2 separate regions of the Homo sapiens genome follow, and region 2 is linked to region 1. The links are chromatin loops, found by intact Hi-C in ENCODE. Cell type or tissue: endothelial cell of umbilical vein. All regions are shown on one strand. Links, peaks and the distances in the headings refer to the core of each region. The heading gives the core; the rest is flanking DNA. Region 1 overlaps TK2 (thymidine kinase 2). Region 2 overlaps CDH5 (cadherin 5).

Evidence for each region. A loop is a pair of places that touch in the nucleus more often than their neighbours do. Peaks named below come from ENCODE experiments on the same cell type or tissue, not always from the same donor. Only the 100,000 strongest peaks of a DNase experiment are listed, where the experiment ranks them.
Region 2: a loop joins it to region 1, with 7 times the contacts of the local background. A loop is called at or near these places in 1 of 110 quality-filtered maps.

Annotation. Positions count from the first base shown.
Region 1 is chr16:66,513,202-66,518,575 of GRCh38, reverse strand. TK2 (thymidine kinase 2) reads left to right here. Exons shown (of 10, transcript NM_004614.5): 7 at 699-787; 8 at 1,361-1,440; 9 at 4,765-4,845. Among named protein-coding and RNA genes, the nearest start is that of TK2, 34 kb to the left of the region's middle. RefSeq lists an enhancer at 5,347-5,374. In endothelial cell of umbilical vein, for the core only: a CTCF peak has its summit at 2,635 (motif pointing right); DNase peaks (open chromatin) are centred at 1,635, 2,275 and 2,585; H3K27ac peaks cover 3,407 bases.
Region 2 is chr16:66,379,612-66,384,985 of GRCh38, reverse strand. The region is part of intron 2 of CDH5 (cadherin 5); the gene reads right to left. Among named protein-coding and RNA genes, the nearest start is that of CDH5, 16 kb to the right of the region's middle. RefSeq lists enhancers at 1,263-1,787, 4,885-5,374. In endothelial cell of umbilical vein, for the core only: a CTCF peak has its summit at 2,266 (motif pointing left); DNase peaks (open chromatin) are centred at 1,905, 2,525 and 3,045; H3K27ac peaks cover 3,851 bases.

The DNA of each region.
Region 1 (5,374 bases), core at 279-5,278:
GAGCATCATGATTATTTTCACAAAATAAATTTTTTTGTTTTGTTTGAGTCAGGGGTCTCACTCTGTTGCCCAGGCTGGAGTGCAGTGGCATGATCATGACCCACTACAGCCTTAAACCCCTGGGCTCAAGTGATCCACCTGCCTCAGTTTCCCGAGTAGCTAGGACCATAGGCATGCGCCACCACCCCTAGTTAATTTTTTTGTAGTTTTTGTAGAGATGGGGGTCTTTCCATGTTGCCCAGGCAGATCTTGAACTTCTGGCCTCAAGTGATCCTCCCACCTCACCCTCCCAAAGTGCTGGGATTACAGGCATAAGCCACCACCCTGGTCCACAAAATAAATTTCTAGAAGTGAAATTGGTTTGCTGATTCATTGCCTAACCTGAGCACTGTCTCTGTTCTCAGGGTACAAGCTTTAAAGTCCCTTTCTCTGCTTAGAGTTCCAATCCCAAGTGAATTCTCCCATCACTCCGTGCCATGGCCCTTGCAGCATTGTGCCATAAGCCGCTCCCAGGCAGCAGGAGGTCGGGAATGCTTAGGGTCCTTGTCACTGCATGTCCAGTATTGCACGGATCACACTGTGCCCTGGTACCCTTGGTGACTCCTTTCATTGAGAGCCGTCTCAAGATCCTTTTGGGGGAATTGCATAGCCCAGAAGTTTTCTCTTAGGTGAATAAGCCCTTACAACTCTCATTGCAGTGGGAAGATGCCAGAAGTGGACTATGTAGTTCTGTCGGAATGGTTTGACTGGATCTTGAGGAACATGGACGTGTCTGTTGATTTGATAGGTGAGATGCACCCCTCCCACCTCCCTCTCTTGTCTCTCTCCTGGGTCCCTTGAGGATGTGCTTGGCTGGGCCCCAACCCTTGGGGGCAGTGGGTGAGGCACTTGCCCTTGGCAGTTCCTTCCCCATGGGAGTTCAGCTTTCTCCCTGAGGGCAGACAGAATTCGGGACTTCTGGTCTCTCATGGAGAAGAACCCTGGCCTTTGTTCTTTAAACTTCCCTCCCTGGCTCAGCTACTTTCAGACCCAAATCCACTGTGATCTGATGGGTTTTTCTAGTTTGCAAAGGAACAGGAAGGACAGAGCCTGAACATTCACTGAGACCTGCTGGGTGTGAGGCCTGTTTTGAGCTCTGTCTATGAACAGAATCCCATTCAGCCTCAAAACGACCCCACGGGGCCGCTGACACTGAAAGAGAATGAAAGTCGAGGCGGAGGGTCAGTGGTCAAGCCAAGAGCTGGCCCTCCCTGCTTCCTGCTCGAGCTGTGCAGACCTTCCTCCCGCCTTTGCCTGTGTGCCTGCTTTGCTTCCAAGCCATGAGCAGAGTCCTGAGAGCCACGTATTCTTTTAACCTCAGTTTACCTTCGGACCAATCCTGAGACTTGTTACCAGAGGTTAAAGAAGAGATGCAGGGAAGAGGAGAAGGTCATTCCGCTGGTAAGAGGCCTCTTTGACTTGGTTAAAGACAAACTGGGAAACCACCTCTGTCCAACCCGGCTTCCTCTCCCGGCCCCACCCCCATGAGATCATTGTGCCCTTGTTTGCAGAGAGAGAACAGGAACCAAGTGTATCAGAGGGTGAACTCTGACTTCCTGTTTGGCCAGAGACCCACGTGGATGTCCAGATCTGCTTGGCTTCCTGTGGTCGCTGACTCACAGTTTGGCAACCCTCCTGCTTGGAGGCGTTCCCCTCCCCTCCCCACCTGCCCCTCCCCATCTTGGCAGCACCAGGGCTTGTCTGTTCTGCCTCCTGAAGATTGCCTGGCCTTGTGCTCTCTGTGTCCTCCCTAGAATGCGAGTTCCAGGAGGGCAGGACCCAGCCCTCTTGTTCACTGCTGCATCCCTAGTGCTTAGCACAGTGCCCGGCACGGAGGCGGTGCTCATGCTTAGTGGTGTTTGCCCACTGGAGAGATGCCATGCCCTTCTGAGTTCTGCTCAGGCCACACTGACTCTCATGGGGACTCTGCCAGTATAGGCCCGGGCTGTGCATCTCGCCCTGGCCCTTCCCTCCTTGCATCTCCCTTCAAAATCTGGCCTCCAGGCTGCCGCCCGGCTGATATTTCCAATACTCATCACCACTCGTGCAATTTCCCAGCCCAGAACCTTTCAGTGCCTTGCTGCTGGCTAGAATGCAGTCCCCACTTTGTAATACGGCTTATGACCCGGCCCCAACTGCCTCTCTGGCGTTATCATCCTCCATTCCCTACTTTCTATGCTCTGGCTATAAGGAACTAGTTGTGGCCACACACAAACAACCACATACACAGTGGAGTTATGCAAATGTGCCTTTGCACAGTCGTTTCCTTTGTCTTTAAAGTGTTACTCAGATGTCACCTCCTCCAGGAAGCCACCCCTGACCTTCCTTCCATTGTAACCCCCCCCAAACCCACCCCCTGGCTTTCTGTGATCATGGGCCTTAGGACAGCATACTGACACTATTTGTTTATACCTTTGTTCCCCATCCCTCACTAATGTGAGCTTTTTAAGATTGGGTCTTATTCCCTCCGTGTCCTCTGCATGTGCCTTGGGGCCTGGTGCCTAGTAGTTGCTCAGTTAGTATTGAACTGAATGTCCCATGTGAGAAGCTGCCACTGGAGGGAGACAGAGGCTGGGCAAGCATTCAGTGGGGTGTCAGGGGCTCTGAGCTCAGGATAGGCTGGACTGGGGGCCCTGGGAAGCCTATCCAACTCCTGAAATCCTGCTCAGCCTTGTTTTTCCTTGGTGCCAGCACGATGCATTCCTGCCACGAGGGCCCAGGCGTCACTCTGGGCAGCTCCTTTGAAATCTTGGAGACAAGAATGCTAGGAAGATGGAATGTGGTGGAATGGGGCCAGGCTGGACCATGCTGTGATGCGCACAGCAGCTCTGTGCAGTGACCCAGATGCTCCCCAAGCCTGGGGGCCGTCCAAGCCGTGATCCAAGCCATTGTCTTAAGGGTTTGACCAGGTCCATGGGACACATCTGGCTCCTATTGCCAAGGGAGAGCTGGGCAGGAGATGTAAAGGCTGCTGCAGAGTTGACACGCGAGCCTCTGGGATGGCGAGTGGAATCTGTGTGAGGAGCCATCCCACTCTGTGCCTGGGAGAGCACGAGTATCTGCTCTGCCTGGCATGCAGGCCCCATGGCTCAGGAGGGCCTGTGCCCCTTTTCCCTTGGGCTCCGCTGCATCAGGCTTTCTGCAGTTGGTGGTCTTTATAGTCTGGAGGGTCTATAGGTTACGAGTTGTTGAGGGGGTAGAAGGGCAATGGGTGAGGGTCACAGTCCTCTTGGTGGCAAGACAGAGCGGAGGGTTTAGAGGCTGCCCAGGGCTGGGCCCCTGCCTGAAGGAACTGAGGCCCTGCTGCTGCAAAAGTGGCAGTAAATGGGAGAAGCCAGGTGTGGGTCCTGCCTTTTTTTTTTTTTTTAGTATTTATTGATCATTCTTGGGTGTTTCTCGGAGAGGGGGATTTGGCAGGGTCATAGGACAATAGTGGAGGGAAGGTCAGCAGATAAACATGTGAACAAAGGTCTCTGGTTTTCCTAGGCAGAGGGCCCTGCCGCCTTCCGCAGTGTTTGTGTCCCTGGGTACTTGAGATTAGGGAATGGTGATGACTCTTAATGAGTATGCTACCTTCAAGCATCTGTTTAACAAAGCACATCTTGCATCGCCCTTAATCCATTTAACCCTTAGTGGACACAGCACACGTTTCAGAGAGCACGGGGTTGGGGGTAAGGTTATAGACTAACAGCATCCCAAGGCAGAAGAATTTTTCTTAGTACAGAACAAAATGGAGTCTCCTATGTCTACTTCTTTCTACACAGACACAGTAACAATCTGATCTTTCTTTTCCCCACATTTCCCCCTTTTCTATTAGACAAAACCGCCATCGTCATCATGGCCCGTTCTCAATGAGCTATTGGGTACACCTCCCAGACGGGGTGGTGGCCGGGCAGAGGGGCTCCTCACTTCCCAGACTGAGCGGCCGGGCAGAGGGGTCCTCACATCCTAGACGATGGGCGGCCAGGCAGAGACACTCCTCACTTCCTAGACGGGGTGGCAGCCGGGCAGAGGCTGCAATCTCGGCACTTTGGGAGGCCAAGGCAGGCGGCTGGGAGGTGGAGGTTGTAGCGAGCCGAGATCACGCCACTGCACTCCAGCCTGGGCAACATTGAGCACTGAGTGAACCAGACTCCGTCTGCAATCCCGGCACCTCGGGAGGCCGAGGCTGGCGGATCACTCGCGGTTAGGAGCTGGAGACCAGCCCGGCCAACACAGCGAAACCCCGTCTCCACCAAAAAATACGAAAACCAGTCAGGCATGGCGGTGCGCGCCTGCAATCCCAGGCACTTGGCAGGCTGAGGCAGGAGAATCAGGCAGGGAGGTTGCAGTGAGTCGAGTTGGCGGCAGTACAGTCCAGCCTCGGCTGGGCATCAGAGGGAAACCGTGCAAAGGGGAGAGGGAGAGGGGGAGGGGGAGGGGGTCCTGCCTTTTGCCTTGGCTTTGATTCAGGCGCCAGGGGAAGGGCCAGTGTTTGTGCCCACGAACCCCCAGTGGAGCAGAGCAGGGTGGCTGGTGACACTTGTGCTGTTTTGCTCAGCCTGGCCACCGAGTGTGTGGCTGCGTCTGCCGCTGTCCACTTGAGCCAGGTTTGCTCTTGCAGGGTTCCTTTGTCTGAGTCACTGCCCATGGTCATTGACTACTTTGACCCCCTCTGCTTGACACCCTTGGTAGGTGGGGTCTGCTCTGTCCACTCCCGACAGACTGCTTGTGTTTCCCTGGCAGGAATACCTGGAAGCAATTCACCATCTCCATGAGGAGTGGCTCATCAAAGGCAGCCTTTTCCCCATGGCAGCCCCTGTTCTGGTAAGTAAGACTCCCTTACAGGGTACGAGACTGTTCTAGAAAGAGGAGTGACCCGGGGAATGTCAGCCACCTTGCAGACAGGGGAGGGCACAGTCCTTTAGAGTTTGACAACTTAGAAGAAGGAAGGTGGGAAGGCTGGTGCTCTCTCTCCCAGTGCCTGTTTCTGGGCTGAGTCTCAGAGTGAGTTGGCCAGACCCGAGGGAAGGCAGTCTGTGCCAGTGCCATCACACCTGGCAGTTGTCACTGATCCAGCATCTTCAGCGAAGACTCTAGACCCGGGTCTCAGTTTTCACCATTTGGGATAGTAGTTCCTCTGATGTGACCTTCCTCCTTCCGTGGATGACACAGAGCCTCATTTCACCTTTGTTTGGTGACTCAGGTCATCAGAAGGAATGTCATTGTCTGGTCTGGGCTGTCACACAGTGATGCCCTTAGGAATGCTGAGGTGTGTGGAACTGTCTGCCCTGCCCACTAATGTCTCTGCGTTCCTGTGTTTACTTTTTACAGTAATCCTCCTTTCTCTTGCTGC
Region 2 (5,374 bases), core at 67-5,066, 130 kb after region 1:
CTTTTTTGTTTGTTTGTTTGTTTTTTGAGTTTAGCTCTGTTGCCCAGGCTGGAGTGCAGTGGCACGATCTTGGCTCACTGCAACCTCCGCCTCCTGGGTTCAAGCGATTATTCTGCCTCAGCCTCCTGAGTAGCTGGGATTATAGGCATGTGCCACCGTGCCTGGCTAATTTTTCTATTTTTAGTAGAGACAGGGTTTCACCATGTTGGCCAGGCTGGTCTCAAACTCCTGACCTCAAGTGATCTGCCTGCCTTGGCCTCCCAAAGTGCTGTGATTACAGGTGTGAGCCACCACGCCCAGCCTCTTTTTTTTTTTTTTTTTTTTGAGACAGGTACTCCGGAGTAGCTGGGACTACAAGTGTGCACCACCAAGCTCGGCTAATTTTTGTATTTTTTTGTAGAGATGAGGTCTCACTATGTTGTCCAGGCTGTTGTCAAACTCCTGGGCTCAAGCAATTCTCCTGCCTTGGCCTCTCAGAATGCTGGGATTACAGGCATGAGCTACTGAGTCTGCCTCACATTATTTAAAGTCAAATAGAGCAAGGGCTTTTGTGTGAAGGCATCTGGTGAGGACTCTTTAGAAAGGCTGGACTCGGGGGGCATGGTGGCTCATGCCTGTAATCCCAGCACTTTGGGAGTCCAAGGTGGGTGGATCACTTGAGGTCAGAAGTTTGAGACCAGCCTGGCCAACATGGTGAAACCCCATCTCTATTAAAAATACAAAAAAAAAAAATTAGCTGGGTGTGGTGGCACACCCAGCTGTAGTCTCAGCTACTTGGGAGGCTGAGGGAGGAGGATCATTTGAGCCTGGGAGGCAGAGGTTGCAGTGAGCCAAGATCACGCCACTGCACTCCAGCCTGGGTGACAGAGCGAGACTCAGACTCAAAAAAAAAAAAAAAAAAAAAAAAGGCTGGACTCCTCCAGAGAACTCAAGAGAGGCTGGGGTCTCAAGAAAGAAGAGGGAGATTCCAGAGGGTATGGCCACATCCCATGAGGTCTGGAAAGTGTCCCCAGGGTTTAGCAGCAGTGCAGTCATTGGAGCCCTCAGTGAGGGCACTGACAGGGGTTGATAGGGTGGGAAGTTAGATGATGCAGCCTAGGGAAGATTCTAGAAGGGGAGGAAGTGGAGACAGGGAGTGAGGATTGCCCCCTTGGTCGGGCAGGGTGGGAGAGAGGTGGGCAGCAACAAGCATCTTGGAGCAAGGCTGTGGCGTGCAGGGGGCAGGTGGGTTCATGAGGAGGTACTAAGGCCCAGTGGCCAGGATGCATGATGAACAGCTGGACTAGAGGCAAGAAGCCATGCCTCAGCTCTGTAACCTGTGACCTGCGAGGACAGTGGAGACTCAAAGAGAAGGGGACAGTTTGGGGCCCTGTGTGAGTTGCTCAAGGTGAGGATAAGATGGTGGCCTTCCAACTGGGCTCTCGGTGAGTGTGTTAGGACCCACCAGGGCAGGGAGGATGGAGGGAGGAAATCAGCTTGGATCTGTGTGATTGGAGTTCTGCATACAATTTCATGTGAATATCCAGTTTCTGTTTTCCTTCCCTTCAATTTTTCTTCCCTAGACTTTATTTTTTAGAACAGTTCCAGATTTACAGAAAAATTGAGAAACTAGGGCAGAGAGTTTCCAGATGCCTGCTCCTCTTTTTCCCGGAGTATGAACATCTTACATGAATGTGGTGCATTTGTTATAATTAATGGACCAATACGGATGCATTATTATTTACCAGAGGGCATAGTTTATGCAGAGTTCCTTAGTTTTTTTTTACCTAATGTCTTTTTTCTATTCCAGGATCCCACACTGGATACTACATTCCACAGAGGTGTCATGTTTCTTTAAGTGCCTCATGGCTGTGATAGTTTCTTAGACTTTCATTGGTTTCTGATGACCTCGACAGGTTTGAGGAGTATGAGTCACGTATTTTGCAGGATGCCCCTCTGTTGGAATTTGTCTGATGTTTCTCTCATGATTAGATGAGGGTTATGGGTTTCTGGGAGCCTCCACTCTCCCTACCCCTGTTTTCTAAGATCACTGTATTTAAACATAACATCTTAATGCCAAAAACCCATATTTGTGGGTTCAGAAGGCGGCTCAGGACTTGCTCCCATTGTCCAGCCAGGTCTGTAAACAAAGGCTCCAGGCTCTGACCTTGATAAACAGGGACTTCCTTCCCTCAGATTACATCCTCAGGAGCCGGAGGTGATCCTTGGAGCCCTGTCCTTGTCTTTTCCAGGCACCCTTGTTTCTTCCCAGCGTGACGACCCCTTGTGGTTCCTCGGAGACCCAGCCCCATGCCAGGGGCCAAGTGAATGCTGTTGGCAAATGACAGCAGGCCTGGCGTTCTTCCTGCTGCTAGAAACCCTTGGGCGAGCCCTTGAAAGGTAGCCCCCACTTTCTACGGACTTTCCCTGACTCACTCCATAGATTTTCCTTGAGGTCAGACATTCTTTTTAGAGGCTGATTCAAGGCACAATTATCCCACCGGGAAGGATGCAGGTGGATTGACGACATTTTCCTGTATGACACAGAGCTCGCATTTGTGTTGAGAGTCAGGAATGCTGGTTTTCCTAGGGCGGCATTCTCCTGGGGCTCTGTCCTGGTCTCCTAGTGTGACCCTGGGCAAGTGTCTTCCCCTATGAGTGGCCATGCTGGAGGACTTCAAGATCCCAGTTATTGTTGGGAGCCATGGGCACAGCCAGCTGGTTGTGGGTGGGGCTCCGAGTGGAGATTCCCCAGCTGGCCCCATTCCCATCCAATTTTGTCAGATGCTACACAGATCTTTCCTAATTTCCCAAATGGGAAAATTTCATGGCAGCCATGGTTGGCCCTGCCCTAAACCCTGAACCCTGGGGCCACACCGGCCTTCTCAGTCTGAGCATGGGATGGCCCTATAGCCAGTCCACGGACCAAGGTCTGCTGGGGCATTTCTGGTGCCATGGCCAGACTGGGCCTTCCCATCAAAAGTTCCTCTCCAGCCTGTTTCTCTACAGCCAGAGGGCACCCCCACACCATTTGTGGGGTTCTTTGTCTGACATATGCTGCCCCTCTAGACCAGGATGGGTAAACTGTTTCTGTAAAGGGCAGGGAGCAAATATTTGTAGCCTTATGGTCATTTGGTCTTTGTCACCACCACTCAACTTTGCCATTGTAGCATGAAAGCAGCTGCGGGCAATCTGTAGATGAATGAGTGTGGCTGTGTTCCAATAAAACTTTATTTGCAAGTCCAGGCAGTGGGCTGGATTGGGCCCGCAGGGGGTAGTTTGCTGATCCTTGCTCTAGACCACCCTCTCCATGAGGGTGGGGACCATGTCTGTCTTAGCCCACTGTTGTTACCTTTCTGGCACCCAGTCCGGTGCTTGGAATGGTCCTTCCTTTCTCTAGCACATTGACATGTTCTTTTTTGCACCTGTCATTTAGATTCCAAGAAGCTGACAAAGTGAGATTTTAACGCACTCAAAATAAACTTTCTTCCTCATTGAAAACTCTGAAAGCACACGGTCCATCTACCTGTCATTGTGTGTGAAATTCCACTACTAGGGCCATTCCTTTCAATTAGACTGGATAGCTTTGACATCAGTGACAGTTTGACATGGTAAGGCAATTCAGCAGTCACTCAGATATGCTCTGAGCTCTAGGAGGATGGGCTTAGGATAGACATGTTTTAAAGGAGGACAAAGTGAGGGTCAGAGTCTGAGGTCCTGCCCTGGAGGGCAGGCTTGGGTCAGGTACCTCATTACAGGTGTTGTGGAATATGGGGAGCTGTGTGGGGTCACAGGGAACCAGGGATAGCCTGAGAGAAGGGGTTTTTGAGGAGGTTCAAAGGCCTAGACTGGAGTTGGCAAAAATATGGCCTGGATGATTAACTTCATCTTCAGCACAATTTTGTGGAAGGCTGCACAGTTCTTTTCCGATCTTTCAAATGGGAAAATTTCACGGCAGGGTTGGCTGGTCTTGTCCTAAACCTTGAACCCCCAGGCCAGGTGAGCCTCATCAGCTTGGGCACTGGATGGCCCTTCTGTTAGTGATATCTAGTTTACAGACCAAGGTCTGGGAGAAATTGAACCATAGAGTTCACCACCACCTCCACCACCATCATCATCACCTCCATTATCACCACTATCAACACTTATCTTTCATCACTACCATCATCACTACCACCATCTCCATCAACACTTATCCTTCACCATTACCACCACCATCATCACCACCATCACAACCACTATCACAACCACCACCTTCCCCTTTACCATCACTACCACCACCACCACCACCTTGTCCTTCCCCAACCTCACCACCATCACCATCACTATCATCATCACTTCCATCATCACCACCATCAACATTTATCTTTCATCACCATCATCATCATTTATCTTTCATCACCACCATCATCATCACCATTACAACCACCACCTACCCCTTTATCATGACCACCATCACCATGATCACCACCATCACTGCCACCACCTACCCCTTTATCATCACCGCCATCATCGTGATCACCACCATCACAACCACTACCCATCCCTTTATCATCACCATCATCACCATCATCACAACGACCACCTACCCTTTATCAGCACCACCATCATCACCATCGTCAGACCACCGCCTACCCCTTTATCATCACCACCATCACCCACCATCACAATCACCACCTACCCCTTTATCATCACTGTCATCACCATTATCACAATCACCACCTACCCCTTTATCATCACCACCATCACCGTGATCACCACCACCACCTACCCCTTTATCATCACCACCATCACCATGATCACCACCACCACCTACCCCTTTATCATCACCACCATCACCGTGATCACCACCAACACCTACCCCTTTATCATCACCACCATCACCATGATCACCACCACCACCTACCCCTTTATCATCACCACCATCACCGTGATCACCACCAACACCTACCCCTTTATCATCACCACCATCACCATGATCACCACCACCACCTACCCCTTTATCATCACCACCATCACCGTGATCACCACCAACACCTACCCCTTTATCATCACCACCATCACCGTGATCACCACCAACACCTACCCCTTTATCATCACCACCATCACCGTGATCACCACCATCACAGCCACCACCACCATCACCACCATCACAACCACCACCTACCCCTTTATCATCACTACCATCACCACCATTCTCACCACTCCCACCACCACCTTGGCCTTTCCCATCCTCACCACCATCACTATCACTACCACCACCATTGCTACCATTACCACCACTACTTCTACCACCACGACCTCTACCACTATTGCTACCACCTTCACCCTTATCATCTCCACTCCTACAACCACCACAATATCTATTACCACCTTTGCCACCATCGCCATCACC